Regions from separate parts of the Mus musculus genome. Here region 2 is linked to region 1. The links are chromatin loops, found by intact Hi-C in ENCODE. Cell type or tissue: left cerebral cortex. All regions are shown on one strand. Each heading gives the region's core, and the rest is flanking DNA. Links, peaks and the distances in the headings are about the cores only. Region 1 holds the start of Clcn3 (chloride channel, voltage-sensitive 3). Region 2 overlaps Gm34730 (a long non-coding RNA gene).

What was found. A loop is a pair of places that touch in the nucleus more often than their neighbours do. Peaks named below come from ENCODE experiments on the same cell type or tissue, not always from the same donor. Only the 100,000 strongest peaks of a DNase experiment are listed, where the experiment ranks them.
Region 2: a loop joins it to region 1, with 2.7 times the contacts of the local background. A loop is called at or near these places in 2 of 42 quality-filtered maps.

What each region holds. Positions count from the first base shown.
Region 1 is chr8:60,980,408-60,995,752 of GRCm38, forward strand. It overlaps Clcn3 (chloride channel, voltage-sensitive 3), which reads right to left and starts at 2,904. Exons shown (of 13, transcript NM_173873.1): 1 at 2,369-2,904. Nek1 (NIMA (never in mitosis gene a)-related expressed kinase 1) reads left to right here and starts at 12,786. Exons shown (of 33, transcript NM_175089.4): 1 at 12,786-13,356. In left cerebral cortex, for the core only: CTCF peaks have their summits at 2,923 and 3,594 (motif pointing right); DNase peaks (open chromatin) are centred at 2,940, 3,518 and 4,335; H3K4me3 peaks cover 2,199 bases; H3K27ac peaks cover 1,284 bases.
Region 2 is chr8:60,609,288-60,624,632 of GRCm38, forward strand. Gm34730 (a long non-coding RNA gene) reads right to left here. Exons shown (of 3, transcript XR_379010.3): 2 at 11,015-11,207; 3 at 7,127-9,747. Among named protein-coding and RNA genes, the nearest start is that of Gm34730, 15 kb to the right of the region's middle. In left cerebral cortex, for the core only: CTCF peaks have their summits at 7,841 (motif pointing right) and 8,040; a DNase peak (open chromatin) is centred at 7,852.

The sequences.
Region 1 (15,345 bases), core at 1-8,000:
AGCAGAGTTGCAACAGTGGTTCTCAGGGATGGAAGGCTGGGAATGGGGGTGGGAGTAGTGGGTCTAGTCAGGGGTAGAGGTTTCAGTTACCAAGTGACCTACTTAATGTACAGTGCAACGGCCCTAGCTACAGATGAGCTGTGTGCTACCTCAAATACAAGTGTTTCTATCTCTAGCACACACATGAAAGACAAACGGATCTATGTGGGGTTGACTTAATGCTTCCACAATATACACTTTTATCAAAGTATCACTTTGTACCTCAAATATATACACACAATTACAGTTTGCAAATTAAAACAAAAACAAGCATCCAGGAAAAGGAAAATTAAACACTGCATAATTTTTAAAAGGCTAAGAGGGAAAACACACATACAGATGAATATAAGGCTCATTGATAAGAAAAAAAAGATAAAACAATAATCCAATTTAAAAGCTGCTATAGAAGACTGAGAAAAGACAACATATTCAACTGCTCCTGAAAGAATGGGGAGATCTGGTTGATTGACTTGGTTCCCTCCCGGCTGCAGCAAATCTCTGACAGTGAGACAGTGGGGGGGGGGGGGGGGGTCTTCCTTCACTTTACACCTAACCAAGCACACTTATCTTTAGGAATCAAAAGGAATTGTAGCCACAATGCTTATTAACAAATATGAATGTGCGCATAAAGACATAAAAATGTACTAAGGTGATAGTACTGGATGCTCTTTTTAACAACAACACTTGGAAGAGTTTCTGCAATTGGGCACTCCTTTTACAAATTACAAATGTATGGAACTATGGCGCCATGACTCTCACTCCAACTTTTCAGTAGAATGTCACCTAGTAGTGCTTGCAAGACCCTGTAGCCATTGAGGATTGAAAGCAAAAGTTCTGGGATGACACTGCTGAGCTCAGTCTGACACTTATTGCTGTGAGACCTTAGGAATGATAGTTCAACTCTTTCTCAAGTTTCCACACTTGTTAATTGGAAAAAAGTCAATGTATTTACTTTATGGAATTAATGAAAAATAAATTGAGAGAGAATGTATTCTATTTACATGTATTATATCATATATTTTGGAAGTGTCTGCTAACAATTTTGACTACAAAGCAAGTAGAAATTCTACAAAGCAGAATCAGTGGTCAAACCCCACAGGATGCTGCTTTGATATATGACCCACCACAGAGATCAAATCTGGCTTCCTGAGAAGTCTGAAAATTATTACCAACTTGTCACAACAGGAAACAGAAAGCCTATCACCAACATGACCTGGACATTTGCCATTTTTCTACCAAAAAGCCCAGAACTTTAACAAATCTGTTCTTCTGAACTCCATATATTCAGAATCAGAATAATTCTTTAAAGTTTTCATAAGGTACATAGACGGCACTATTTCCAAGCAATGACCTTAGTTATTTATACTGACCTCTTAAAATAATTTGAGCTGCCACTCAAAGAGAGGCTTTGAAGTAAGTAGCAAAGGGAGAGGAAGGGGCAGGGGTTGAACAGTATCTGTGATAAATTCTGTCAACACCATATAAACATTCAATGTGAGAAAATACCCATACGTCATACACTTAAATTTAAAGCCATATTTAAAAAACAACAAACAACACATCAGCAGAAACAGCACCTCTCAAAACTGCTCAACAACATCCACATAAGCATTGGACTTCTTGTATATACTCCCGAACTGAAAAACCATTTTTTTTTTTTGTAATTTACAGAGGTATGTAAAACTGACCCAAGGAAAATAATCTAAATTTTTCATGGGTAAAAAGTACATCTACAAAGTATCAGTTATATATAAGCCACAGTGATCGTGCAGGAACTGAATACACGGCTCAAAAAAAGTTTGCAGAACTGAACTTTTTAAATTTTATACTCGCACACGCGGAGAGGTATTAAAAGGTTTGGTCCAATTGTCTTAAAGAGTCATCCTTTTCAAAGGAAATCGAAATCTCGGCCTAGAATTAGAACACACCCGATGAATATGCAATTAACTTCCTTGTGGTCTAATTTTAAAACGCCATACTTTAAATAAAGCACACAGGACGAAAAGTTCTCTAAAGTAACTTCTGTTTCAACAAGTTTACTACCAAAACGCAAATATCCACACAAAAAATGATTTGATATGCATAAGTCTAAAGACCAAATAAGATAAAATAAAAAAACCTAAACGTTTTTAAACTTGAGCAAACTGTAAATTCAAGACTAATTCTGTGCTGGTTCCTAGTTTTTAATTCTACGTATAGGTCCTTCGAAGGTTCCGGGAGGGAACAGGAGAGATTTTAATGGGCTGGACAGCAGGTAGGTGGGCACCTCGGCCAGAGCCCGGCCTCGCGGTCCACCGTCAAGGCGTGAAGCTGACAGCTGGCGACTCACCTTGCAGCTCAGAGGCATAGCAAGCTGGGCGGCTGGTGGCTGCGCTGCCTGTGGACCCCGCATCTGCTTGCGATCGCGCGCCAGCCGCCCCGGGAGCTTCACCGGGACACCGCTGCCGGGTGGCCACCCCGGCGGACTTTACTGCTACCGGCCTTTCAGGAGAGGTTACGTAAAGGCGGCCAGGTGGGACCGGCGGAGGCTGGTTTCAGGGTGAAGTTCAATCCTCCGGCTCCAGCGGGCCCTCAAACCAACCCGCCTCTGCCCCGACTGGAGGCTCACTGCGCTCTCCAAGGACTACAGGAGCAGTCGCGCTCCACCTCGGGAGGAAAGTAACGCGGTTCTCACGCCTCCGCCCACTCCAGCCTCATCCTCCGGACAGACGGACGGACGGCCCGCCCCGAGCGCACCGGCAACGAGCTGGCGAGGTGACAGCCGAGCGATTCCGCGACCAGCCCTGACCCGCTGAACTGGAAGAGAAGCTGCAGGAGTCGGAGCCCGACAGGTGCGTCGCACGCGCGTGACGTCAGCGCGTTGACGTGAACGGCCGCTCGGCGTCCCACCGTCCAAGCACTTCCACGGCCGCACTGGGAGGCACCTCTGCGCCTATTGGTCGGAATGGAGCGATGGGCGTGACCAGGGCGTGGCCGGGAGAAGACCTCCTAGGGGAGCCTCGAAGGCCACGCTGGGCGGCCGAGGTGCCACCTGCTCTCACGTCGCTCACGTTCTCCCCGGCGGAGAAAGCGCTTCGGAAGTGTGCGGTCCCCGGCATCGTGGCAATGCCTGGCTTCCGCTCAGCGGTGAGAAGCCGAAGCAGGCGGAAGCGAGCGTATGACCCCCGGGGTTCCAGAGCCGCGTCTAATGCTACAGGGCCTGTAATGGTGTACAGAGTGTACTACGGTATCATCCAGCCTTATGCGCCGTCGCAGGTTATGCGCTTTAACAAAAAAATACCAAAGAAAATCCTGATGAGTCCAAATTTAGACACCATGCATTTCCAAAGAGCTGAGGGTTCCACGTGGTCTTACATACTGGGTTCCTGTCGTGTGTCACAATATATAGGAAGCCTGTTCCCCTTGCTCAAGGAGCTGTATTGTGACTCAGCAGGGAGGTGCATAAATAAATTCCTGGCCTCGGCCAGAGCTTGCCCAAGAGCCTGGTGAACAGGTAGGTGCAGTGTTTGTAACTGGACAAGACCTGTGGGACCAGGATGGCAGTCGCCACTGGGTGGCAGAATTAAGACATGTCTTGGTTGAGTGTCTCATGTATATTTATATATCGCCTAATGAATACTAATGTCCTAGTATATTTACTGTCTTACATATATTAAGTGTGACTTGAGCTCTCACTGCTGACATGTAGCCTGATTCTTTTGCAGGGGGAGCGTCTAGATTTTTTATTAAAAGCAGTAGTCATAGCCAATCGATCTATTTTCTATAAAGATGACAGATTCCTTCTGAACTGTTTTAGTTCTTTTGTGAAAGATTACTCCTTTAAGTAGACAAGAAAACTGTCTACTTATACATTTGTTTTCGTTTGTTTGTTTGGTTGGTTGGTTTTTTGGTAACACTTATACACTGATTTGTGAGAATAATTTATTTTAAAACATGTGGTGGGCACAGTTTGTGGCATACCAGAAGTGCTGTGTTCTACTTCAAGCTTGACAGAAGTAAAATACTTAATTTCTGGCATACATCCAACCACACTAGTAGTTCTCAATCTTTACTCTCTTCAGAGAAATAATTTTAACTGTTTCCAGGTTAGATGTAAGCCTTTCTGTAAGTACTCCTGAAGGAAAATGAGATTTTGTAACTTGTGATTCATGTAAAAGAGTTGTCTATGAGCCCGTGGCCTGGGGCCGAGAACAAAGCAGAACAGACAGGGCTGTTGTTAAGACATTCCTAAGAACAGCTTGACTGTAAAAATGAAAAAATGCAAGGACGGCGCAGGCAAGGCTATCTTGTCTGAGTCGACACCATCTGGCCGGAACCTCCCCTCTGTCTACTGCCCCATGACACCGGGTAAAGTCATACATCAACTGGTTACTATGTGAACAAAGATAAGCCCCTTATCCCATAAAAACCCCTAGCTTTCGAGCCTCGTGGCCGACATCTGTTATCTCCTATGTGGGATGCATGTCGGTCTGGAGCTCCGTAATTAAACGTCCTCATGTAATTACATCAGGATGGTCCTTCGTGATTTTTTGGGTGCATGCCGAATCGGGAATTGGGTGGGGGTTTCCCTACTAGGTTCTAACACTCCTTAAATGTGTGAGGCTCAGAAGCACCACATTCAATAATGTTCTGTGTGATAGCGTCATCAAAAAATAGATTACAGCCAAGAAATCAACTTCTTTGTGATTCCTCCAAGATTCTTGTCAGAAAAAAATCAGCTGACACAAAATCTCTTCTTTAACAGACCTGAGTTGAAAGAAAGAGTCGGGACATCCCTGGCACTGTGTAGTATAAGTGCTGTGACAGGAACACTTGCAACATCATCTCGTCCCTTGTCCTCATTGACAGGGATCTTATCAACCCTTTTAAGAGTGATATTCTTACGGCAGAGATAATTCTCAGCAAGGAATTTTTATAGACTTATAAAAAAAATAAAAGAACAACAAACAAAAACCAGCAGCCTGACTATCAAAATTCTTAGAACTTTAATGAGAGTTTGTGTGACTCTCCTGTTGCTATGCACAGGTATTTATTATATGAGAGTTCTATAGGATAGAATTCTGACACAAGTCTCACTGGTTAAAATCAAAGTTGGCTAAGTTGTTTTCTTCTAGAGGCCTGAGGGAGGAATCAGCCTTGGTGCTGTTGAAGTTATTAGAAAACATTTGAATTTCTTGGCTCATTTACTCCCTCATCTTCAAAGCCGTCAGTGAAAGGCAGAGTCTTCCCATAACCTAACTTATTGATTCTAGGGATTAAACAGACAAGGCTGTCTTTGGGGAGCTAAAATATGCTGCCCGCCCTGGAATAATGTCTTAGTATACATTCTAATATACTGGAGGTATTCAGAGACACAGAAGTAATTTATCTGCAAAAGGTCACTTTCTCTTTTTAAGTTGGATTTTATTGTTGGTAGAAGTGAGCTTAAGCAGTGATAATAACCAAACCCTGTTAATATTTAGGAAAAAAAAAAAAAAAAAAAAAACGAAAGAACTCAAAGTGCAAGTGTATTTCCACCAAATGTACCATAACCTGTCCGTTAGTCTTCCTGACACCGGGGCCAAAGGAAAATAAATAAATAAATAGTGCCTATGACCTGTGAAAGGCCTAAGACTTTCCCCATGTTAGTAGGCTTCCTGCTTTGAGAATGCCAGGTTGTATTTTGTAAATCTGGCAAAAAAAAAAAAAAAAAAAGAAAGGAAGGAAGGAAGGAAGGAAGAAAGAAAGAAAGAAAGAAAGAAAGAAAGAAAGAAAGAAAGAAGCCAAAAAGAGCACCAGGAAGCACATATGTTTCCTCTGGATTATTCTTTTTATGTTGCTATGGACTTTCCTTGAAATAAGAAACTAGGTCCACACACCTTTAATACCAGGACTGGGGAGAAAGACAGAGGCAGCAGGTCTCTGTAAGTTTGAGGGGAGCCTGGTCTAGAAAGAATGGAAGGAAGGGAAAGAAAAGAAAGAAACTAAGCAACATGTAGATCATTTGCCTAGGGTAGATAAGACCCTGGATTTCCACGTCCAGCACCACGAATAAATAACATCAGCTACAACAGCAAATCACAAAAACCCACCCATGTCTATCAGGAGAATCTTAGCATAAGTCTACGTTATGATTTCCTTCTGGCAGCAGCAGTATCAAGGATGTAGTAAAATCTGACTCTTGTCCTTTGCCTTTTTCACTAAGATAAATCCCATTATCTTGAGCAGCTTTGGAGTCCCATGGAATAGCAAAGGATTTTCCCGTTTCATGTGATTCTTTTCTACAAAATCCTGCCTTGCCTAATAATACAGCCACATTTTCAAATCAGTCATGAAAGGATTCCTTTCTCATATTTTGTGCAGCCAAAGGCTCAGTCTTTCAATAATGCACGAAGGTGTCTACCTGTGATCCCAGCCCTGTGAAAGGGCTAAGTCTTTACCTTAGGGGAGCAGAGACATGAGGCTTGCCACAAGTTTAAGGGCAGCCAGATTACATATACTTAATATAGTGAATTCTAGGCCAATCACAGGTACACAGGAAACCCTATCTAGAAAAAATATAAAAATAAAATTTTAAAAATAAAATGAAAAACAAAATAATGCCCTGATATTGAATTGTGTAACAGTATTAAGAGTAAGTATCCTTTCTGTTGTTTCTGTGACACTGTGGACTCCAGGGTATCTGACCTGAAAGCTTCCAGGCTATTGTGGTAACCCTGCCTCCCGCCCCACACTGAGTTGCTGAGGTTATGGAACCTGCCCCCACATCTGCCTTAGGTTCTAGGGCTCACACTCACTGTTAAGTGCTTTTACCCACTCAGCCATCTGTGTTGGTGGTAGTATTTCCTTTAATAGGTGTTTGTTGGAGGCAATAGGTGTTGTTGAAGGTGTTTAATAGGTGTTTGTTGTAAAACCCTCATGTGGGGTTTTATGTTCTCGTGAATTATTTTCATAGCAAGATGTTTTAAAGCAAGGCCAATTCTCGTGTTTTTTCTCCATGTACCTACTCCTTTATCTGCTCTTTTTCCATATTATGATGCTGTTTCTAGGTTATGACTAGCTAAATAAATTTTTTTCTTAAAAGTTACCCACTGTCAGATAGTCATTCCACAACACCAACAGAAGATGGACCAAGACAGAGACCAATGAAGACACCGAAAAGAAATATAGAAATAAATACAAATATAAGTGGTAATTTAATATATGTAAGATTATACCTCTAGTCAGAGACAAAGGAATATCTAGTTTCCCTCCAAAAAGAATACAAAGATGGTTCTCATGTGGTAATTACAGAAAGTAATTTCAGATGGATTAAGACTACTAAAGCAAAAGAAAATTGAAGTTATTTCATAGCTGGAGATTGAGAATATGCATGGCAAGAGAGGAGACAGACAGGATTGATTGTATTTAATATAATTTTTCCATGGAGCCAAAGACACCATTAAAAAAAGTCTTAGACCAATAGAAACATTTGTTTATATCATGGCAAACTGTTAGCTTCTTTATTTCATAAATAGCTTATATAATATTATGTAATTTATTATGTTTTATTTGTCATGTGAGTGCACACATGTACATTATATGTCATTACCTATGAATATCCGAGGAAAACCTGTGAGGGTTAGTTCTCTTCTTCGACTATATAGGTCCTTGGGATTGAATTGAGGTCATCATGACTGGCAGAAAGCACTTTTACTCCCTGAACCAACACACCATCCCTAAACTGACTTCTAGTAGCACAACATATGAAAGACAATCAAGGCAAAATTGCAAAACTTAGGCAAAATTAAGAGAACTACACAGGACTGTGAGTCTAATTTTAGGCACTTTTTGTGTAAAGGTAACCCAAGATATTTAACATAAGTTCCAAATACGACTGACATTGATTTCCCCCACCTAATTAATGTTGCCTCTCTATGCCTTTTTGTTTTAAACCAAATACATGGCCCAAATGACACCAGACTTGTTTTAGACCTAGCCTTTAAAAGAATTGGCAGTTTCTGTCTTCCTTATTTGAAGGCAGCTGCTGTGGAAAAACCATCACTGAGATCACAATGCTGAGAGCAATCCTAGCTATTCATGTGGAGAGACTGGAGGACACCAAGGATCTCCCACATGAATGAAGCTTCCTGGAGCATCCAGTGAGCCATAAGCACTAACTGAGAAGCTAAATGCATCATCTTAATCCAGGCTGTGTGGAGCAGAACTACTTGGCGGAACCATCCTTGACCGCCAGCTCACATAACTGAGAGGCCCCAAATGTTTAAAGATAATTTGTTACCCAACAGTATGTATCCACAGTACAGCAGCATTAAAGTGGGAAATGCATGCATACATACATACATTTGACTTAGTAAACCTACTTTTAGGAATCCCTTAGAAATAAAAGTGTATTAACCCCCCTCATCAAAGAAGCCTCTTTTTTTTTTTCTTTTTCCTGCAAATGGAAACCATCACAGACAACCAGAAAGGGACACAATGCAGAAATCAATGGATATATCTACATCCATGATTCAAAATACCTCAGAAGGGAAAGATTGTAAGAGCCAAAATTCCAAGAAGTCATTTATAATCTGTCCTAGAAATGGCTATATAACAGCTAGAGCAATGGTAATATCAATGGGTATGCTGGGGGAGGGGGGTAGAAAGTTTTAGTGGTGTTTCATCCCTTGACAATGAATGACAGCTAACTAATGACTGCTGGAGAATTACCCTCTCCCAGGGATGAGCCCTTTTATTGACTGTTGAATATAGAGTGATCAGCCTGGAAGCCATATATACACACGATGGAGCAAATAGGTTTTATTTACATATATTTGTGCATACACATGTAACAAGTATAATTAAAGAAGCCATCAAGTTGAGGGGAGACATGGGAAGCAAATGTGGGAGGGAAAGAAGGAGGAAGCAGTATAATTTTATTTCAATTAAAAACATTTTTAAGAATACAATATGGTGAGAAACAAGTGGGTTTTAGTACATACATATCACAAAATTTTTTTGCAAGTGTATTTGTGTGTGGCATGTGTGTTTGGATCTATGGGCACATGTAGAGGGGGTGTGCATTAATGTGTACATGTAGAGGCACAAAGATGGCATTGAATATCTTACTCAATTGCTCTCTGCTTTATCAAGGGAAGGTCTCTCAGTATGTATAGACTTCACCAATTCTGGCCAGCTTACCCATGAATCTCCTGTCTCTGCTGGGGTACAGGCAACCAACAGGCCTATCCAATCTTTTTACATGGGTTCTAGAGATCTGAACTACAGTTGTTTACAGCAGACATTTTATCTGTTAAGGCTCTGCCCCGATCTGCTGACCATGGAATCCTCATATTGACAGGAGTTTGATGTTTTTTAGAGAGATGTTCAGGATCTACTGTTAAATTATGTGTGTATGATATACCATAAAGAAATTTGTGTATCATAACCCACTTTAAAACATTAGTACTAATATGCATACATACATGAGTATTCTTTATTACATAGAAATATTTTTTAAGAATTTGGAGATACATCATATTTCAAGGACAACTTCTCTCTTTTTTTTAAATATTTAGTTATTTTATTTTTATAAGTACACTGTATCTGTCTTCAGACACACCAGAAGAGTGGATTGGATCACATACAGATGCTTGTGAGCCACAATGGGGTTGCTAGGAATTGAATTCAGGACCTCTGTAAGAGTAGTCAGTGCTCTTAACCGCTGAGCCATTTCTCCAGCCCCAAAATATTTTTGTATTCTAAAGACTACTAGATTGTTCCAAGGACCAAAACTACTTTCTTTAAAAAGAAGATTCCACTAGCATACTTAAGACTAAAAAATATTTGTGTTGTAAAAATCAAACATTAAATAGTACAGGGACGTATAAACCTGGTGATTTCCCTTTCTAGTCTCTTCTTTTCCTCAAACTACGTCAGCATAACAGTTGAAATAACAGTCAGTAAAAAAAGATCCTGTTTAGCTTTTGAGTATTTCATTGTTTAAATATATTGTGATCTAAACAGTTTTTTGTAGACAATTACATTGGTTCTAAGTTATCTGGTTATAAACAATAAACGTACATTTCATATGTTCCTCTTTGGCTCCATTTTTCAAGATGTAAAATTCTACAGTCAAAGAGTGTACACATTGACAACATGCTTTTAGAAAGACTAGCAATTTATATTCCCATCAATAGCTGGACCACTGCCTAAAGCATTATCTTCAGATATAACTGAGTAGCCATTCTTCTTTTTTTCCTTTTTTTTATTACGTATTTTCTTCAATTACATTTCCAATGCTATCCCAAAAGCCCCCCCCCCCCCGACTCCCCTACCCACCCATTCCCATTTTTTGGCCCTGGCATTCCCCTGTACTGGGGCATATAACGTTTGCCTGACCAATGGGCCTCTCTTTCCAGTGATGGCCGACTAGGTCATCTTTTGATACATATGCAGCTAGAGTCAAGAGCTCTGGGGTACTGGTTAGTTCATAATGTTGTTCCTCCGATAGGATTGCAGATCTCTTTAGCTCCTTGGATACTTTCTCTAGCTCCTCCATTGGGGGCCCTGTGATCCATCCAATAGTTGACTGTGAGCATCCACTTCTGTGTTTGCTAGGCCCCGGCCTAGTCTCACAAGGGACAGCTATATCACCGTCCTTGCAACAAAAGCTTGCTAGTGTACGCAATGGTGTCATCGCTTGGAGGCTAATTATGGGATGGATCCCTGGATATCGCAGTCTCTAGATGGACCATCCTTTTGTCTCAGCTCCAAACTTTGTCTCTGTAACTCCTTCCATGGGTGATTGTTTCCAATTCTAAGAATGAGCAAAGTGTCCACACTTTGGTCTTTGTTCTTCTTCAGTTTCATATGTTTTACATATTGTACCTTATATCTCGCTATACTAAGTTTCTGGGTTAATATCCACTTATCAGTGCGTAGCCATTCTTTACGCAAGCAGCAAAAAAGTATTTGCTTAGATTAGCAGGTCGCAGTGATGCCCCCTCACTTTGCTGGATAGGGTTATGTGGGCAGAACTAGAGTTGTACATAGAAAAATTCCTGCCAGGTGGAGTTGGATGGAGCTAAAGATTAGAATTAAAAACATATGGGAAATAAGTCTCTTGTAGTTTCCTGGAGATTGAAGAGCTGAATCACGATGGGCGTGGTGGCGCACGCCTTTAATCCCAGCACTCTGGAGGCAGACGCAGGCGGATTTCTGAGTTCGAGGCCAGCCTGGTCTACAAAGTGATTTCCAGGACAGCCAGGACTATACAGAGAAACAAACAAACAAAAACCAAACAAACAAGAGCTGACTCTCAACATTTGTTTAATGTACTAGCTTAGGTAACTTGCAGTGTCACCATCTGGCAAAGAAGCCCTTAATCTGTCCATTTCCAAGCTGGAAAGAATTATAAGCTCCTGAACCTAGAAAAGTCGATTTGGGTGTGTGGGATGGGGAAAGGATGGAAAAGAGAAATCAACTGTCTACAGATCTTAGGCAAGGTCTATGCAGCCTCGGTAGTGTTCCATTCACACGAATGGAACAATGTGGACAGCAACTATGGCTGTATACAAAGACACTATCCTCTTCCTGCCTCAAGTATGGACTTCTAGAGTGCCATCCTCTAGCTCACTGAGTAGAGCTACTCGGGATGACACCAGGCTTGTTCTCAACTGTTTCAATTCCTGCATCGAATGATTTTTAGTCTACTGTACATCGTCAGTCCCTTCAGTATAAAGTGTATATACAGTAAACATAAAGGTGTAGGACACTGTAATGTAACTTTGTATTCTAAAAATTAAAGATAAAACTGCTTCGTTTAAGTTCACGAAGTAACTGTGGATATGTGCATAAGTTCAGGTCCCGGTGCTTGCAGAAGATGCTCCTGAAGTTGTTACAGGTGAGTTAACCAGACCAAGGTTTGCGTCCCAGAACCCTGGTCTTCTGTCTTCAGAGATGAGCTGTTTGAGCCATCCCTTAAAATAACTTTTTAAAGGGCATTGTACTTAAAGAAAAATTACTTGTAAATATTTGGCATCCTCAGTTAAGTAATGAGCGCTCAAATTAAAAGTACCTTATCTGTGTACCGTGTGGGAAAAAGTTGTTAATATGCTCTCTTCAGTCTGAGTCAGATTCCTGAGCGAAATTCCCGCCTTCACTCAGCCTAATTCTTTCCGGTTTTACTTTATTCTACCGACACCCGTCTTTCACATGCTCCTTTGAGCTTGGAGTACCTCACGCTCTCCCTTTGGTGCTTGGAGTTTTTAACTCTTGAAGTTGCTCCAGTCTCCACCTCCCCGCCCCCAGTCCCCGGTGCTTGCACCAATGCACTTGCCCAGTCCTTTCTCTAGTCCCAGTACTTCCTAGCTCTTTTGGCCCAAACATATTCCAATGGCCCCGCCCCTTGACGATGCCCCGCCCCATTCCCCCGTCCCCGATTCTGCCCTACCCATCCCCGGCTTGCTACGCTCCGCTCCCAAACCGCCCTTTTTAGCTTTTACCTACCACAGGCCCCCCACTCACTGCACCCTCTCCCTAGCCTCTCTCTCCTCTAGGCCGGCCTCTGGTCCTTCACGCTCCCCGCTAGCTCAGCTGCTGGCTGAGAGCCGGGTCCCACTAGCTTTCCTATTCCGTAACCCCGCCCTTCCCCGGAGCCCCGCCCCATCACTCTTAGTCCAGCCCCGCCCCGCACGTACAGTCCGTTCGCTTCGCCTGGCCCCGCCCCCCGCAGATCCCGGCTCCTCCCCTGCAGCGCCACAAGTCGGCTCCTGCGCGCTGACGTCACACGCCAGCGACAGTGACGCGAGGGCCGTTCCCCTCTCCTCAGCAGTAGCTCTATGGTTTCAGGGCGGCAACGTGCAGCGTCCTTACCTTGAGCCTGTGCAGTTGCCCTCACCCCGGAATCCATAGTCACTGTGACGAGGCGGGAGGACTTGGGCGACAGGTAGCCTCCCAGTCCCACACGCTGCGGGTCCGCGCCTGGCCAAGCCACCTCGACCTGTGAAGTTGGGGGCGGTACCCAGCAACTCCCCCTGTGCAGCCGCCGTTTCCAAGGGGTCAGGAACCGCTGTGTTTGTTTCGTCCGCGTAGCCAGGGCGGGTCGCGGAGTACTGTGCCTGACCCGACGGTGGCAAGTCTGACGCGTCAGCCAGAGACCGGTGCCCGGTGTAGGAGTCGCAGCCTGGGCTGTGAGCGGCTGCTGGGTAGACAGACTTGCTTTCTCTTACAGCATGTCATTTCCAAAATGCATCGTGGTGCTTCTGCCTTAAGTCCTATAGGAAGACACTGCCGCCACTAGACCGGTGCTTATGGTCGCCACTGTTATTCTGACTCAGGTCCCGTGTCATTGAGGTGAGTTGCGCGTGGGAAAGCAGTGACAGGCAGACAAGCAGAATGGTGAACTCACCGGGAGTGAGGAGACCTGTATAGATCTGTGGAGTGCATGGATACTCGCCTTAAGTGTTTGCGCCTAAAGCACCTTCTCCTTAAGTTGTTAATGGGGAGGACTTGTGTATGGCTCAAGGCAATTCTTTGGTATTCTAAAAAGATAACGCTCTCTTAAGAGACGATAAACTAATCTAAGTAGATGATAAGTCACTTAAATAGATTAGATTAGATGCCTGTATATTTTAATGAGAAAAATAGCAGTTAACTGGTTACCCTAAAGCTTTCCATGGTTTGACACAATTTCCACGTGTAAAGTATTAAAAGTTTTGCCACTTTAATAATTCAGTGTAACTTTGGGAAGGGGTCTTGGGGATTGGATGACAGGAACTCATTTTTGCTAGGCAGGTGATCTGCCACTGAGTTATATACCCTGCCCAATGTTTTATTCTTCCCTGTAAGATCTCCCTAGAAGCAGAAATATTTTTACTGCCTACATAAATCACATCGGAAATGTTTGTGAAGGCTTAAAAGCCCTAGTCCATCTGAGCTTTCACGGTGATGGGCTTTGCTTATGCTGCAGTAAGTGGAGGTGATGGGCAGCAGCCAGATGGAAAAAGAAGCAGTTCTTTGTTTCTAGTTTCTAGGATCTAGAGGTCTACATTTAAAATGGCCTCTTGTTCTGGTGAAACCAGAGTAACAGATTTTGTGGGGAAACTGGTTTTTACACTGAAAAAGAAAGTCTGTCAGAAATCTGATGAAGGCTGTGGGACTTAACCACAGTTCTTTTGAGGTCGTGTTACTAATGCATTGGCACTGTATTCCAAGTAGGTTTTACCCTTCTAGAATCGTGGACATGATAGCTTTTCAACAGAGGAAGTTTCTTTTTGCTTGTTGATAGTTTCTACTATAAACTCCTTGGGTATTGTCTAAATATATTTACCAAGAAGAAAACACATACTTAAAAAATATTAGCAATTCTTTATTTTTTTTCTAGAGATTCCTCATAATGAAAAAAATAGAGAATTTTCCTTTCTTGGAAAACACATTGACCGTTTTCTACAATTCAGGTTGTCTCTATTGTTTTGGAAGAACCGTGTGTATAGATTTTGCCTGCAGACAGTACCAGAAGACCTCTTGGCATCTGTTAGAAGTAGGCCTCACCTATTCCTAATGTTTCCCTTTGGAATAACCTATCCATCAAATATCTGAAAGAGCTAATGCTTAATCTCTGTCAGTGTTTTCCTAACTGATGGAGATGCAGTTTAAAATTCCTGTACTCTGAAACTTTTAATATGTGGTTCATGTTATTTATCAAGCACTACTTACTTGAAACAGTTCTTAGAAAATTAGAAAGGTACCTATCTAATTTGACTGGAATTGAGGAATATTTTTCTGGAGCATAGTTGATATACTTAAAAAGAAACAAGATATTGTAGTAGCATGAATTTAAATGTTAAGGTGAAGTGTTTGGAAATGGAAAATTGTTCAAGGATGCCTGGTGAATAGTAGGCAGATGCTTCTGCCTCCAACCTGTAACCCCATCCTGTTCAAAATTTAAATAGGGACATTGAGATGGACCAGCAGATAAAGACACTTGCCACCAAGCCTGATGCCTGAATGACCGTAGTTCAGTCCCCTTGACCTACTTACATGGTGGAAGAACAAGCTCCCACAAGTCTTCTTAGTGTAGAGACACACAAACACACACACACACGGTCTCTCTCCATATAAACTTGGTTATTTTTGTTTTCTTTTAATTTATGTAGGAGAAACTGATTTGCTCTGTATTCTTATATCAGTATACATGGCTGATTAACATTTAATTTTGTTGTTTTGACTAGTTAATTCTAATACAAAAGATTGTAGACTTCTCAACTCTTAATTTTCATTCTTTGGAAGCAATATTATTAGTTTATTTTGTGTCCTTACAGAGGTATTATATATTTGTGGGTT
Region 2 (15,345 bases), core at 3,936-11,935, 370 kb before region 1:
GTCCATTGATGAAAGTGGGGTGTTGAAGTCTCCCACAATTACTGTGTGAGATACAATGTGTGCTTTGAGCTTTACTAAAGTTTCTTTAATGAATGTGGCTTCCCATGCATTTGGAGCATAGATATTCAGAATTCAGAGTTCCTCTTGGGAGATTTTAACTTTGATGAGTATGAAGTGTCCCTCCTTGTCTTTTTTGATAACTTTGGGTTGGAAGTCGATTTTATTCTATATTAGAATGGCTACTCCAGCTTGTTTCTTCAGACCATTTGCTTGGAAAATTGTTTTCCAGCCTTTCACTCTGAGGTAGTGTCTGTCTTTTTCCCTGAGATGGGTTTCCTGTAAGCAGCAGAATGTTAGGTCCTATTTGTGTAGCCAGTCTGTTAGTCTATCTCTTTTTATTGTGGAATTGATTCCATTGATATTAAGATATATTAAGGAAAATTAATTGTTGCTTCCTATTATTTTTGTTGTTAGAGTTGGCATTCTGTTCTTGTGGCTATCTTTTTTTAGGTTTGTTGAAGGATTACTTTCTTGCTTTTTCTAGGGCGTAGTTTCCATCCTTGTATTAGGTTTTTTTTTTTTTTTCTGTTATTATCCTTTGAAGGGCTATATTTGTGGAAAGATATTGTGTGAATTTGGTTTTGTCATGGAATACTTTGGTTTTCCATCTATGGTAATTGAAAGTTTAACTGGATATAGTAGCCTGGGCTGGCATTTGTGTTCTCTTAGTGTCTGTATAACATCTGTCCAGGATGTTTTGGCTTTCATAGACTCTGGTGAAAATTTTGGTGTAATTCTAATAGGCCTGCCTTTATATGTTACTTGACCTCTTTCCCTTACTGCTTTTAATATTATATCTTTATTTAGTGCATTTGTTGTTCTGATTATTATGTGTCAGGAGGAATTTCTTTTCTGCTCCATTCTATTTGGAGTTCTGTAGGCTTCTTGTATGTTCATGGGCAACTCTTTTTTTTAGGTTTGGAAAGTTTTCTTCTATAATTTTGTTGAAGAAATTTGCTGGTCCTATATGTTGAAAATCATCATTCTCATCTACTCCTATTATCCATAGGTTTGGTCTTCTCCTTGTGTCCTGGATTTCCTGGATGTTTTGACTTAGTATCTTTTTGCATTTTCCATTTTCTTTGATTGTTGTGCCCATGTTTTCTATGGAATCTTCTGCACCTGAGATTCTCTCTTCCATCTCTTGTAGTCTCTTGCTGATGCTCACATCTGTGGTTCCACATTTCTTTCCTAGGGTTTCTATCTCTAGTGCTGCCTCATTTTGGGTTTTCTTTATTGTTTCTACTTCCCTTTTTAGGTCTTGTATTATTTTGTTCAATTCCATCACCTGTTTGGATGTGTTTTCCTGTTTTTCTTTAAGGACTTCTACCTGTTTTGCAGTGTTCTCCTGTATTTCTTTAAGTGAGTTATTAAAGTCCTTCTTGATGTCCTCTACCATCATCATGAGATATGCTTTTAAATCCGGGTCTAGCTTTTCGGGTGTGTTGGGGTATCCAGGACTGGCTGAGATGGGAGTGCTGGGTTCTGATGATGATGAGTGGTCTTGGTTTCTGTTAGTAAGATTCTTACATTTGCCTTTCGCCATCTGGTAATCTCTGGAGTTAGTTGTTATAGTTGTCTCTGGTTGGAGCTTGTTCCTCCTGTGATTCTGTTAGCCTCTATCAGCAGACCTGGGAGACTAGATCTCTTCTGAGTTTCAGTGGTCAGAGTATTCTCTGCAGGCAAGCTCTCCTCTTACAGGGACGGTGCACAGATATCTGGCATTTGGACCTGTCTCCTGGCAGAAGATGAAGGCTCGAAACAGGGACTGTCCCAGAAGCTGTGTAGCTTCTGTAGTCTGCACTCTCACCTGTGCAGACTAGTCTCTGAGTGATCCAGGACCAGAGATGGCTCCCCCAGGCGCTCCAGCAAAGCCCTCTCGGGCGGGGTGGACACCTCTTCTCTGGCAGGGAAGGTGCCCGGATGTCTGGAACCTGAAATGGATCTGTCCCAGAAGCTATGTCCCTTCTGCCTGTTCCAGAAGCTGTGTAGCTTCTGTAGTCCACACTCTCACTTGTGCAGACTAGTCTCTGAGGGATCCAGGAACCAAGATGGCTCCCTCACGTGCTCTGGCCAGAGTAGGACCTTTTTAATAGAGGCTTGATAATCTAAATTTCTCTGAGCTTCCAAGGGGTCCTGTGTGTCTTTTAGACATTTTTTGTTTTATTTCTGCTGTCACCAGGAGGTAATTTATAAACTGTTGAGGGGACTTTATCTTCAGGTTTCAGCATGACAGAATGTTGAGTTATATTATCAACAAGGAAGCTAGTGGGTTTCCCCTCCACTTTTAGGGTTACTTTGAGCTTGGGGAGGGCATCTAAACCCCATGCCCCCTATTCTTTATTTTCTAATGCTAAGGTTTCAATGGGCTTCTTCTTTGAGAGGGGAATTCCCTAGTCCAGTGTCCTTCCTCTTTCCAATAAGTACATTGGTTCTTTCTTAAGTGGGGGCACTCTCCATCCTTAGTCCCCCCCCCCCTTACCTCTTTCTTCAGAAGCCATCTGGTTTAGGCATCTCCTGTGGTCTTCTGGTTTGGCTCTGGCTGCCATCTGGATCTTTGCCAGGTCTTAAGTCTGTTGCCTCTGTCCTCTGATCTGCTACTCTTCTGCCACTATCCCTACCACTAAGTCCCTCAGACTCTTCTCCTAACCTCCCTCCTTGCCTAATGTCATGCTTTGGCCAGATTAGTTGGCTGTTTTTCAGCCACTTTGAGACCTTCTAGCAGAGCCTCACAGTAAACCAAGAGCCTCCTCTTACCTTCAACAGTGTTACATTACCCATCTGATTGAGTTAGGGGGAAGCAAGCATAAATAGCTGCTAGGTTGTTTGGGGGGGAGGACTCCCCTGTACATCTAAGAACCTCTGCCTAGATTTTCTCCCTCTCTTCTGTGATATAGGGAATTTGCAAAAGTCAATAAAAGTCAGTAGTGGCAAAAGGCCAATAGTGATACGGTTGGTTCCCTTGGTGATCAACTGGTCCAGCTACCCGCAAGGGCAGGAAGATGGACTCTGGCTCAGAAGGCAGTCCACATCGACTTTGTGTCCCTACATCAAGTCTCCCATTCCCTGCCTGCTATCGGGATGCCTGTGGTGGCTTCTTTCCTGCCTGAGGGGTTGAATAAGGTATGGGTGGAAAGATAGCATCCTTTTCTGTTCTCCATTGGAGGACAGAATAGAAGAATGGTGCAGAAAGGAGATGAATGGTCTGGCATCCTTTGTATCCTTGGGCTTTTTAGTAGCCAAGGCAAGATCTTCCGCCTATTGTCTGGTGAAAAAAGAGTTAAGCCAAGATGGTGGGTCCTCTAGGAGGTTTTACCAAACCATCACATAAGGTATTTGGTCCAGTTGGCCAAATTTTAGTTTGAAAATGACTTTCTTGATCCCTTGGCACAATCTCAGGTCAAAAGATTCTTCTGGGGGGTCAGTCAATGTTAAAAGTGGGCCATTCTGACCTACAGAATGTGGTCAACTTATCTTTCTTAATAATGACTGAGAGATTCTCCCTCCTATTTCTAACATCCTTAAAATTACTAAGGAGCAATTCTAATGGGGTTGAAGATGCCTGTTCCATGTTGATAAGTCCGTCAAAGTTACCTCATAATGAGAAACCCAAGTATAATACACAAAATCACAAATTTGACTTTTCCTCTCTATCAGGCAGAAATGAGAAACAACTGGAAAATGGCACTCATACACACAAAAAAGAAACTCATCCCTTCTTCTCTGTCACGTAGCACACAAAAACACAAGTTTGACCTTTTCTCCCTATCATACAGAAGCGAGAAACAAGAAAATGGCACTCAAACACAAAAAAGAAACTCACCCCTTGCTCCTTGTCAGGAAGAGACAAAGGTAGTCAGATTGGTGTGACACCCTTGTCTTTCTGAGCTCGCACCCACCCCAGATCGGGGTTCAGAACATCTCCATGTCCCTCATGGCCACGGTTGGTCCCCTGATACATTTATCTTAACCAAATCCGATCCCTGGATACAGATTCAAGGCCTTTTTTTCTGAACAGATTACAGATGTGGCACCACTCAGAGTTTACCAACAAAGAACAGCATAGACCAGGCACTGTGTGGAACCAAGCTGTTTCACTAAGCAGACTACATGGACAGATTTAACATGTGGACAAACAGGAAGCTCAAAACACAAACAAACAAACAAACAAACCTTTTTTATTGGATATTTTCTTTATTTACATTTCAAATGTTATCCCTTTTTCTGGTTTCCCTATCCCATCCTTTTTCCACCTGCTTCTATGAGGGTGCTCCCCCTTAGACCCACCCCCTCCCACCTCACCACCCTGGCATTTCCCCTACATTAGGGAATCAAGCCTTCACAGGATCAAGGGCCTCTCCTCCTACTGATGCCAGACAATGCCATCCTCTGCTACATATGCGGCTGGAACCATGACTCCCTCAATATGTACTCTTTGGTCGGTGGTTTAGTCCCTGGGAGCTCTGCTGGGTCTGGTTAGTTGATATTGTTGTTCTTCCTATGGGGTTGCAAACCCCTTCAGCTCTTTCAGTCCTTCCCCTAACTCCCCCATTGGGGTCCCTTTGCTCAGTCCAATGGTTGGCTGTGAGCATACACCTCTGTATTTGTCAGGCTCTGGCAGAGCCTCTCAGGAGACAGCTATAAAAGTCTCCTTTCAGCAAACACTTCTTAGCATCCACAATAGTGTCTGAGTTTGGTGTCTGTCTATGGAATGGATACCCAGGTGGAGCAATCAATCTCTGGGTGGCCTTTCCTTCAGTCTCTGCTCTATAATTTTTCCCTGTATTTCCTTTAGACAGAAGCCATTATGGATTAAAATTTTGGAGATGAGTGGGTGGTCCCATCCCCCAACCAGGGTCCTTGACTAACCTCTGGGTATGGTCTCTACAGGTAGTCCCTCCCCTTTGTTGTGCATTTCAGCTAATCTCATCCCTGTTGGGTCCTGGGAGTCTCTTGCTTTCCTGGCATCTGGGACTTGTTAGTGATTACTCCCAATTCCCCATCCCCCATTGCTACACACCTCCTCTATTCAAATTCCTGACTTTTCTGTACATCATCCCCATCTCCTCCCATACCTGATCCCGAGGAAGAGAGAATAAAAGAAGCTCTTAACATGGACAGATTTATCATACAGGCAGACAGGAAACAGGAAGTTTATCATAGAACTACAAACACACATATAGACAGGCCTAGACTGAATTTGCCAACATCAAGACACTCTAGATTAGTAGTCCTGAAGGTCAAGGGGAATTTTCCCACCAACACACCAAAATGTAGTATAAGGAAGTGTTTGTGAACCCTGAAGGACCAATCAGGAGCCGATCCAGTGCAATCACACCAGGGTCTTTATTCATAAGCTCAAGCTCGGATTTAATTCACCTCTGACCCATAGGACTGTTCTGGTGGGAAAAAGCCCCAAACACTCATTGGGACAAGGTTTTATAGGAAATGACAAGCATGGGGTGAGTGTTTCTAGCCTAGCAAGCATCTACTTGGGGGGCTACTGTGGCCTTTAGCACAATTGGCTGGTGCTGGGAGCCAAACCATAAACTTAACTTCTGCTTTCCTCCTTACGGGTGGTTGTTAGGCAGGGGTGGGCTTGTAACTTGGAGGTGCAGATTTGCTGTAGAATAACCTGGAAACTGGTGCTAGATGCTGGATTTGCTGAGGGAGAACAGCATGGAAACTGAATCTAGGCTCAGGTTTTGTTGGGGGATGAGTTGAAAACTGAAGCCAGGTACCAGCCTGTTAGTTTACTTGATTTTAAACTTAGGTCAGGTTTTCTAAGATAGAGTCTGAACCCCAAAAGTGTGGTCTCTCAAAAGCACTTAAAAAAAAAAACAGAAAGAAAAGTTGACTACAGTGGGTTTACATAAAACAGAGAGAAGAGAACTGTTCACAGTAATATTCAAAGAAAAACATCTGATGGTGTCCACGAACCAGGTTGTATTTCTGAGTCACGGGTACCAACATCTTTTAGTCTCTGTATCATTTTACTCATTAATTGAATTGAACTCACAGTCCTTTTATGACAAACACAAACCCAAGGTTATTATAAGCATTCCTTCCTAAGTACTTCATGCCCTACCTGCCCTGACCTGAGGTTGATGCTGGAGTTCCAAGGATGTAGGTCTCAGAAGGAGGCAGCACAGATTGCAGTGCTGGAGTGCCAGCTTCCACTCCCAGCACAAGTGTCCCAACAAGTATCAAATTGTGTGCGCCCTGTCTAATGCCTCCAAATCTAAACACTGATCATGCTGTAGTTAAACGTCACCCTGACAACTTGGGAATCTTTGCCAATGACTGAAACAAGTGTTTATGGGATGCTTTCCAGGAAACTAGGATTTGATCAACACTGCTTTTAAAATGATGAACATTCATCCTGAACACCTAATTCAATTCACACATGGGCACTGTTTGTTCTGTGTAGCCAGAGACCCAGCCAGCAGCTCTATTACTCAAGTCTCTTAGGGATACGGGCAAATAAGGGAAACCTCAGGCCCTTGAAGCTGAGACGAGCAAGAGTGGAAAACAAAACAAAACAAAAATCTGCAAAAATCCAGTCATGATATGATATAGCACCTAAAATGTTACCTCATTGGGGGAATTAGCGTAGAAGAGAATTGTCTTTCTTAAGGGGGTTCTTTTTCCTGATCATGGATTCTGGCACCTCTCACAGAAGCTAAGTAGAGTAAATTCATGTCCTTGAACTAATGGCCGCTCTTGCTCTTGCTCTTGCTCTTGCTCTTGCTCTTGCTCTTGCTCTTGCTCTTGCTCTTGCTCTTGCTCTTGCTCTTGCTCTTGCTCTTGCTCATGCAACTGTCTTCATCATTCACCTTTCTTTCTAACAAATACATAGTTAGGCTTAATGAACAAAGACTAGGGAGCACACTAACAAACCTAAAGGAGCTCTAAACATACTGATGACTCTAGGAGGCATCTCTATCATGATCCTAGTGATATACAGGGTCAAGAAACTTCAAATTCTATCTACCTGACTTTCAAGTCAGGGAGGGGAGTAAACATGGATTTATCACTGTAGATAAAAGAGGAGGCCATTGTCATATCTTGATCAGTCTTTTAATTACTGGTGATAGTGGTGCCATATCTGACCCTGAGATACCAATAACAAAGTTAACAGTTTTCATGTATATATTGAAATCTAATTTAAACTTCAAGACAACTAGAAAATGTTAGCCCTGTTACAACAGAATCGTTAACCCTGCTACAGACAAGGAAATAGGAGATTGTTTAAAGCAGACTTGCAAGCTCACATGTAAGCAGTTCCTGTCATCACAGTGTAAAATTGTGTCACTTTATGAAGATCTGAGGAAGTCCTTAGTGAGGGGTAGTCCTGGGGCTGCTGCTGCCAGCCAGGGGAGTAAGGTGGCAGTCCTGGCAGAGCACAAAGCTGCATTCCCAATACATTAGAAAAATTGTAGTTACAAAAGGACTTCAGAGATGCATACATTTTAACAATGCTTAGAGACCCCTCGCCCACAGTCATAGTCATTTCACAATCATTCAAAAGGAATGAGCCTGAGCCACAGTTGGCCCGTCTTCCCAAGACTCAGACACATGTATTCATGGCTTGCTATTAACAGCCAACTGGAAAGAATACACATAAAACCTTGTAGGGTGAGGGCTTTGGGGACATCTATGTTTCGGTCATTTACACCAACCTAGGAAACCCCAAAGCCTAGGTACATGTTTCAAGTTGTAATGCATCCCCTTGTACACTGAGTAAACTGTGCAATTGTTTTCTATGTAAAGTAACAAACCTTTTGCCAGCAGGTGGCAGTCTTGCAGAAAAGATCAGTGGGAATTTGGGAAATCTGATATTAAGAAAATTTCAAGTTTTAGAAAGAACTATGCATCCAATATGATTAAATCGTACTATAAGCCTGAAATTTTATGAACAATGCCAACTAGACATGTCCATTCAATTAACTTCAAAAATACAAGTCACTGTATACAAGCATTATTTGATTCCATCAACAGGGTGTCCTGCTGCATACTAGATGAAGATACAAGGTTGAAACAATTCTAAGGAATGGTAGAAAACAGAATCAGTTTAAATATTGATTTTTTTTTTACAACTGACACACTTAATATAATCTGTCTTCTTATGTGAGACTGGCAGAATATTGCGTAGTCTTGAAGTGGTGTTTTTATGTTTTTTAAGACTATTTTTTATTCTAGAGAAGCGTGTGTGTGTGTGTGTGTGTGTGTGTGTGTGTGTATGTGTGTGTGTGTGCTTCTTAGGAAGGCCAACATACACTTAACACTTCAAGGTCCATCAGCATATTGTTCAAAGTTAAAATGGCAAATTCTACTTGGCAGTCATAGCAAATGAGTATTTACTCTCAAAATATTTGCTGGGTCTCTTACAGGAAGCTAATTTTTCTTCAAGGAAACCACACTTTCAGAAGGTGAACTGTGTCCCCCACATTCCTATAAAAGAAAATCCCAATTCCCACTCTTGGAATCTGATCTTACATGGAATCAAGATTGCAGCACGAGTTAGGATTACATCATACTCTGATGTTTGGTGCTCTGTTAGACAGGATATGCTGCCTTTGTCCCCAGATGCACTGACTGTAAATGCGCCAAGTGCCCCCAGTGCCTCTGTCTTCACAAATGCACTGAAATCTGACGTAGGTGTTCACACATCAATTAGAAGAGCAGCTTGAAGGAAAAAAAAAAAAAGTATTTTATGAGGAAGTTGTAGAAAGTCAAAGATTCTGGGCAAATCTTCTTTGGCAATTTAATATTAAGTGTGACTGATGGTAAAGATCAGTGAAAACTTAGGCAGTGGGCTCTGAGGAGGATTCCATCTGAATTTTTGGCCTCAGGGATGCTCACAGGGCATTACTGCAGGAACAGCACAGCTATAAATCATGGGCTTACTGGTAGCATCGCTGCACTTTGGGCTGTCCTATTGGCTCTTCTTTTCTTTCTTCCTTTCTTTCTTTCTTTTTTTTTTTTAAATTGGTTATTTTATTTATTTACTTTTCAAATGTAATCCCACTTCCCAGTTTCCCCTCCTTAAACCCACTTCCCCCTCCTTGCCCCTCCTTCCCCCTCCATGTGTACTCTTTGGTTGGTGGTTTAGTCTCTGGGAGCTCTGGGAGGGTCAGGGTCTGGTTGGTTGATATTGTTCTTCCTGTGGGGTTGCAAACTCCTTCAGCTCCTTCAGGCCTTCCCCTAACTCTTCCATTGGGCTCCCCATGCTCAATCTGATGGTTGGCTGCAAGCATCTGCATCTGTATTGGTCAGGTTCTGGCAGAGCCTCCCAGGAGGCATCCATATCAGGCTCCTGTCAGTAAGCACTTCTTGGCATCAGCAATAGTGTCTGGGTTTGGTGTCTGTATATGGGATGGATCTCCAGGTGGGGCAGTCTCTGGATGGCCTTTCTTTCGGTCTCTGCTCCACTCTTTGTCCCTGCATTTCCTTTTGACAGGAACAATTCTGGGTTAATAGTTTTGAGATGGGTAGGTGGCCCCTTTTCTTTAGTCCATTTTATCCTTCTTGGTCAAAGAGTGCATCACCTGGCACTGTACCCTTTGTGCAACAGAGCTAAACTTTCAGTTCTGAATGCCAACCCAAAAAGGTGTTCCAGAATGATCCTAATCTTGGTCCTTGAACTTGGAACTTTCCTTCTTCAGTGTGAAGACTTCGCTGATTCTGGAAATTAAATGAAGAAACAACAACAAGGTGTACCTTCTCCGTGCTCATTTGCTTTACTTATTTAATTAGCATCTCCACTTTCATGAGATGATTGGGGTGCCAGGCAGTAAAATCCTGCCCACCATGTTAATTGTGAAATGTGTACTCTGAAAGGGACAGATCATCGTCTTTTATAGCACTATAAAATCTATTCAGATACTACATGGCAATGTGTGCTTTATCCATGTTGCTAGCAGGCTGGGCTTTCAAAACCAAACTATTGCCTGGCCAGCCATATTACCCTTTCCATGGAGCAAATAATCAAAGAAAAATTGTCCAGCTTAATAACCCTGATCATATGACAGAAGTACAAAGATCCATGATGTCCACAGAATCCAAGCAGTTCATTATTCAGTCTGCATTCAGTAGTATGGTAAGTGCAAAGTGTCCATGTGACCTCAGAATAACCAATCTGAGACTAAGACCTCTGCAGAATGAGCAGGAATGCATCCTTTTGCTGAGTTAAACCTTCATAGTCATTATTGGAAGCTAAATTCAATTCTGCTTTCTTGGCATCTAAGGAATCAAGTTTTCTCACAATGAATTTCTCACGAGCCTTGGCATCTGGATTCTTTACCAGCATTAACGAGGAGGTCCTGGTACTTAAGCTAGTAAAGATATTATCAAAAGAAAGGCTTGGGCAAGTACCATGCAGCTCTAACTATAGAGTGAAAACACTGCACTTTTGTACAAAGATGTGTGTGTGTGTACCCACCTGTGCATGTGTTCAAGATGCACATGCATGTGTGAGTGCCTATAGCAGCCAGACATGATGATAACTGTCTTCTTGAATGAGTTTTCATTGATTCATCTACGCTAACTGACCACCTATCTCCACAAACACCCCAGTTTTAGGTTTATAGATAGCCTTCTCCAACCTAGTGCTAGACTTGTGTGCTGCTAGGCCCAGACTTTACCCAAGTATAGGGAGTCTGTACTGGGATCCTCATACTTTCAGGTCAGACACTTTATAGACTATGGCGTCTCTCCAGTCCCCAAAACACTATCAATGATAAACCTCAAGACACATAATCGACTTTAAACTGACCCTCAGGATTTGCATGGTTTTGCTTATAATGGCGAAACAGTGAACTAGTGGGGTCTACCCTATAAAATCTCTCCTTTGAAAACCTTAGAATGGTGGAGCAGATTCTTCCTAAGGCCTGGAGTTAAAAATGAAACTGGATTTTAAACATAAATGATGTGTGCGGCACATCATGTGCACCTTATGATCTGAGGAAAATAACCACCAGAGCAAGAGTTCCAGCAGCAAGGCTTTGGCGTGGTTTTCTTCGACGCTGGAACTCGGGACTTTTGTCCACGATAGGCAAGCACTCTACCACCGAGCTACAGTTTCAGTCCACCAAAATCTCGACGAGCAAGCTCACTTCCACATGGCAGGAAGATCTAGGACAGCTCTGAAACAATCAAATTCAATTAGAAAAGATCTTTCCTTTCATATCACAGGGAGCTGTCTAAGGGTTAATAGACTCTCTTGATTTAGCACCTGAGCCTTCTCTACATAAGATATGTCTTACGATGCTTACTCCCCTAAGACAGAAACCTTTAAAAGGATAAAAGCTTGTTATTGAGACACAAAGGAGTAAATTCTATGGAAGGGGGAACACTATGCTGTCACTTCTCAGCTTCCATTCTCCTGGGAATTTGATAGACAGCTTCAAAGCAGCAAACAACCGAGTGGGGCTGGTGAAGAAGCTCATTTCATAGGATGCTGGCACAAAGGCTGAGGTCAATCATCAGCCCTAGGCCCCCCACCCCAAAGGAACAGGGTGGTACCTGCTTATAATCCCAATACTCAGGAGGTAGAGGCAGGAAGATCAGAAGTTCAAGTTGACCTTTGTCTACTTAGCGAGTTGGAGGACAACTTGAGCTATATCCCTGTCTCAAAATAATAAAAAAAAAAAATCAAAATCAAAATTAAACCAGATATGAGCGCTTCCCTGACTGGACAGTTCTTTCACTCCTGCCGTTCGGGGCATTTTGTGCATAAGAATTAGAATATGAAGCAAGGTGTGGGAATATACACCTCTAACTTTCTTTGGAGCTGAGGAAAAATAATGGAGTTTGTCTTAGTTAGGGTTTCTATTCCTGCACAAACATCATGACCAAGAAGCAAGTTGGGGAGGAAAGGGTTTATTCAGCTTACACTTCCACATTGCTGTTGATCACCAAAGGAAATCAGGACTGGAACTCAAGCAGGTCAGGAAGCAGGAGCTGATGTAGAGGCCATGGAGGGATGTTCTTTACTGGCTTGCTTCCCCTGGCTTGCTCAGCCTGCTCTCTTATAGAACTCAAGACTACCATCCCAGAGATGGTCCCACCCACAAGGGGCCCTTCCCCCTTGATCACTAATTAAGAAAATGCCCCATAGCTGGATCTCATGGAAGCACTTCCCCGACTGAAACTCCTTTCTCTGTGATAACTACAGCTTGTGTCAAGTTGACACACAAAACCAGCCAGTACAGAGTTCATGACCAGCTTGTGCTAGCAAGACATTGTAACCAACCTGTGATACAAGACATTGTCTCAAAACAAAAACAACAAACAGAAACTAGTGTGGGACAATGGGCTGCGCACAGACAGCCTGGTCTTCAGTCAAGCATAGGCCTTGAACCCTCCCCCACGCCCCCAGCCTTGGTGGGTGGAGATTTTCACCTGCATGGGACTGCAGGACTTTGGCCACGCCCCTGGCACTTAGCTGAAGCCTCCCACAGCCCCCCTGCAGAGAGGTATAAGGCATCAATCACAAAGTAGCAGCACTAAGCCCTCTCACATGCAAATAAAGTTTCCCCAAACGCTCAGTCCAAACCAATTAGAAATACCTGCTTTCAAACCCTGAATCATCCCCAAGACTGTATATAGGTCTTTTTTGGTTGGTTGGTTGGTTGGTTGGTTGGTTGGTTGGTTGGTTTGGTTTGGTTTGGTTTCTCTGTATAGCCGACTGTCCTGGAACTCACTTTGTAGACCAGGCTGGCCTCGAACTCAGAAATCCGCCTGCCTCTGCCTCCCAAGTGCTGGGATTAAAGGCGTGTGCCACCAAGTCTTATCCAAGGGAATAAAGGTGTGCGACAACTACTCGGTAGTCTGAGTCTTTGTCCTAAGAGCTGAAACACTTGGGAAGAGATCTGCTATCCCGAAGCGCCGCTGGAGGCCTTGCTGCACTTCTCACAGGCTAGTTGGCTTCTCCTTGGCCCACCCCGACCTGATTCAGTGCAGGACCGGCGGACAGAATTATGGCACGGCAGAGATGGAGGTGGAGCCAACTGGAGCAGCAAAAGTGGGGAAGTAACTTCCCCTCCTTGCCTGCATTCACCAGAACCTGTGTACCAGGCCTGGCCAGAGATCTCTCTGGAAAAACTCTGGTACCCAGGCCCTCAAACTAGTATTTGAAACATATGTATAAATGGTATGATAAATGTTGTGGTCAGCTTAAGGAATCTTCCACTACTAACTATGGTACCTATTTCTGCCTCAGAAATCTCTCCCCAAACACTCGATTGCTAATAACCAAATAATCGTAGTCTCTTTTTTCAAATGAGTATTCAAAATGAAGTCATTGGCTTTCTTTCACATGCTAAATATCCCAACATAGACCATTTTATCAGAAAGCTACATAAATCAATAACAAATTAATATTCTCATTAACAGACACTTAGAAAGCTATCTTAGATGCAGGATCCAACCTGGTTGCCAAGGCTGTACAAACAGATGTTACCTCTGTTTCAAGGGGTTTTAATTCTAATTGGTGAAGACAAACAATACACACTAAATGTGGTTTACACAGTAAAACAATTTCAATGTTGTATCAAAAAAATAAAATTATGTAACGATGTTTAACAAAATACTGCAGACTGTTTAAAAATGTAAATTTCATTTTATTTTATGATTGCTGATATTTTTCCTTGTAATTCAGTCATTGAAATTGCATTTATTGTACTTAATATTTTTATTAATCTTCTAGCTCTCCTGCCATAATTAAATCATGGGATGAAAGTCACTCTCTAATTAGCTTTATGGCTTTCAGAAAAGATACCCTGGTTCTTTTTTAAATGAACTGTCACTATAAATTATGCAGCATACCTAAATCATTAGACAAACATGACATATATATTTTATAATAGATTAAAAGATATGCATCAGGTTTGATTTTCCTACTTACTCCCAATTCCAGTTTCACTCATCCAACATATTGCATCTGGTCCATTCTAAAGCCTCATGAATTATATGGCAAATTTCATGTAATGGCATCAAGAGAGAACCATACAGGAGCTTACCTATCATGGCTAATCCAGCAGCGACCCACAGTCATCCTATTGCCACTCTAACAATTAGTGTTATATGAGAAAAATATTCTCTCCACAATCATTGTGTTTCTATATGGTAAAGATACTGCCATTTCAAGAGGTGTTCTCCTTGCACAGGACCATGAAGTGAAGGTAAACATTCCCTCGACAAATCCATGCTTGCTGTTCTTCCAGAGCCCTACCCTGGGCTACTCTTAAATGTACTGCTGAACAGAATGGGCAGTTCCAGAAAGGAATGTAATTCCAAAGCTGGGTGGCTTATGAAGGACACTTGGGAAATCCTCAGAGGTTATACAGTGCCCAAGATAGGAGCAGATATAACAGCACTCCAGCACAGAAAGGTAGCAGACCATCAGAACAAGCTCAGGGAAGCAGGGCATTTAGAGGGTGGTGGGAGAGTCCCTTAAGCCACAGCACCAGGCTTCTGCCTCTGAAGCCATCAGGAGGATCTGGGAGGTCAAATGACCACTACCTTCCCTTCAACCCTGATGACAGTGGGTAGGGTCCAAGGAGCAGCTGAGGTGCTTAGGAAACCTGTATCCAGAAGCAGTCTTGAGCATCTAGAAGTGCCCGTGAGCCTGTGCTTTAAGCTTCCAGTCCCCTTCCACCCCAGGGGGCATGGCCCTCAGACGGGGACAATTAGATATGCCCTTTTCCTAGAGGAAATGAGTCTCCACTGAAGCTAGGACCGGACACTGAAGGCAAACATAGGGATCAGGATAAGGAGACAATGAAACAGTAGCATCTTTAAAGCTGGCAATGTCGTCTCCTTAAAATGGTTTCCTCACAGTTCAGCAGGCGCATCCTATAAACAGGGTTCTCAGAAAGGGATGGAAGAGATGAATCACACGGGAGACGATGGCTCCATCAGTAAGTGCTTGCGTAGAAATCATGAGTACCGGAACTCAGATCCTCAGAACCCGTGTGAAAAACTGGGCTTATGCCTGCAATTTCAGTGCTGGGGTGGGAGCGGGGTTCTTTGGGGCTCCATGGACAGCCAGTTGGTTTTTCTTAAAAATACATATAGCACACAGAATTAAAGGAAGGAAGGGAGGAAGAGAGGAGGAAGGGAGGAAGGGGAGGTGGGGGAGGGAGGAAGGAAAGGAAAAGAAAAGGGAGGGGCGGGGAGGGAAGGGAAGGGAATGGTGGGAGGGAGGGAGGGAGAGAAAGGTTCAAGAACCCCTGGATTCTACAGTTTATGTGTTCTCTCCTTACTCATCATAGTTTCCAT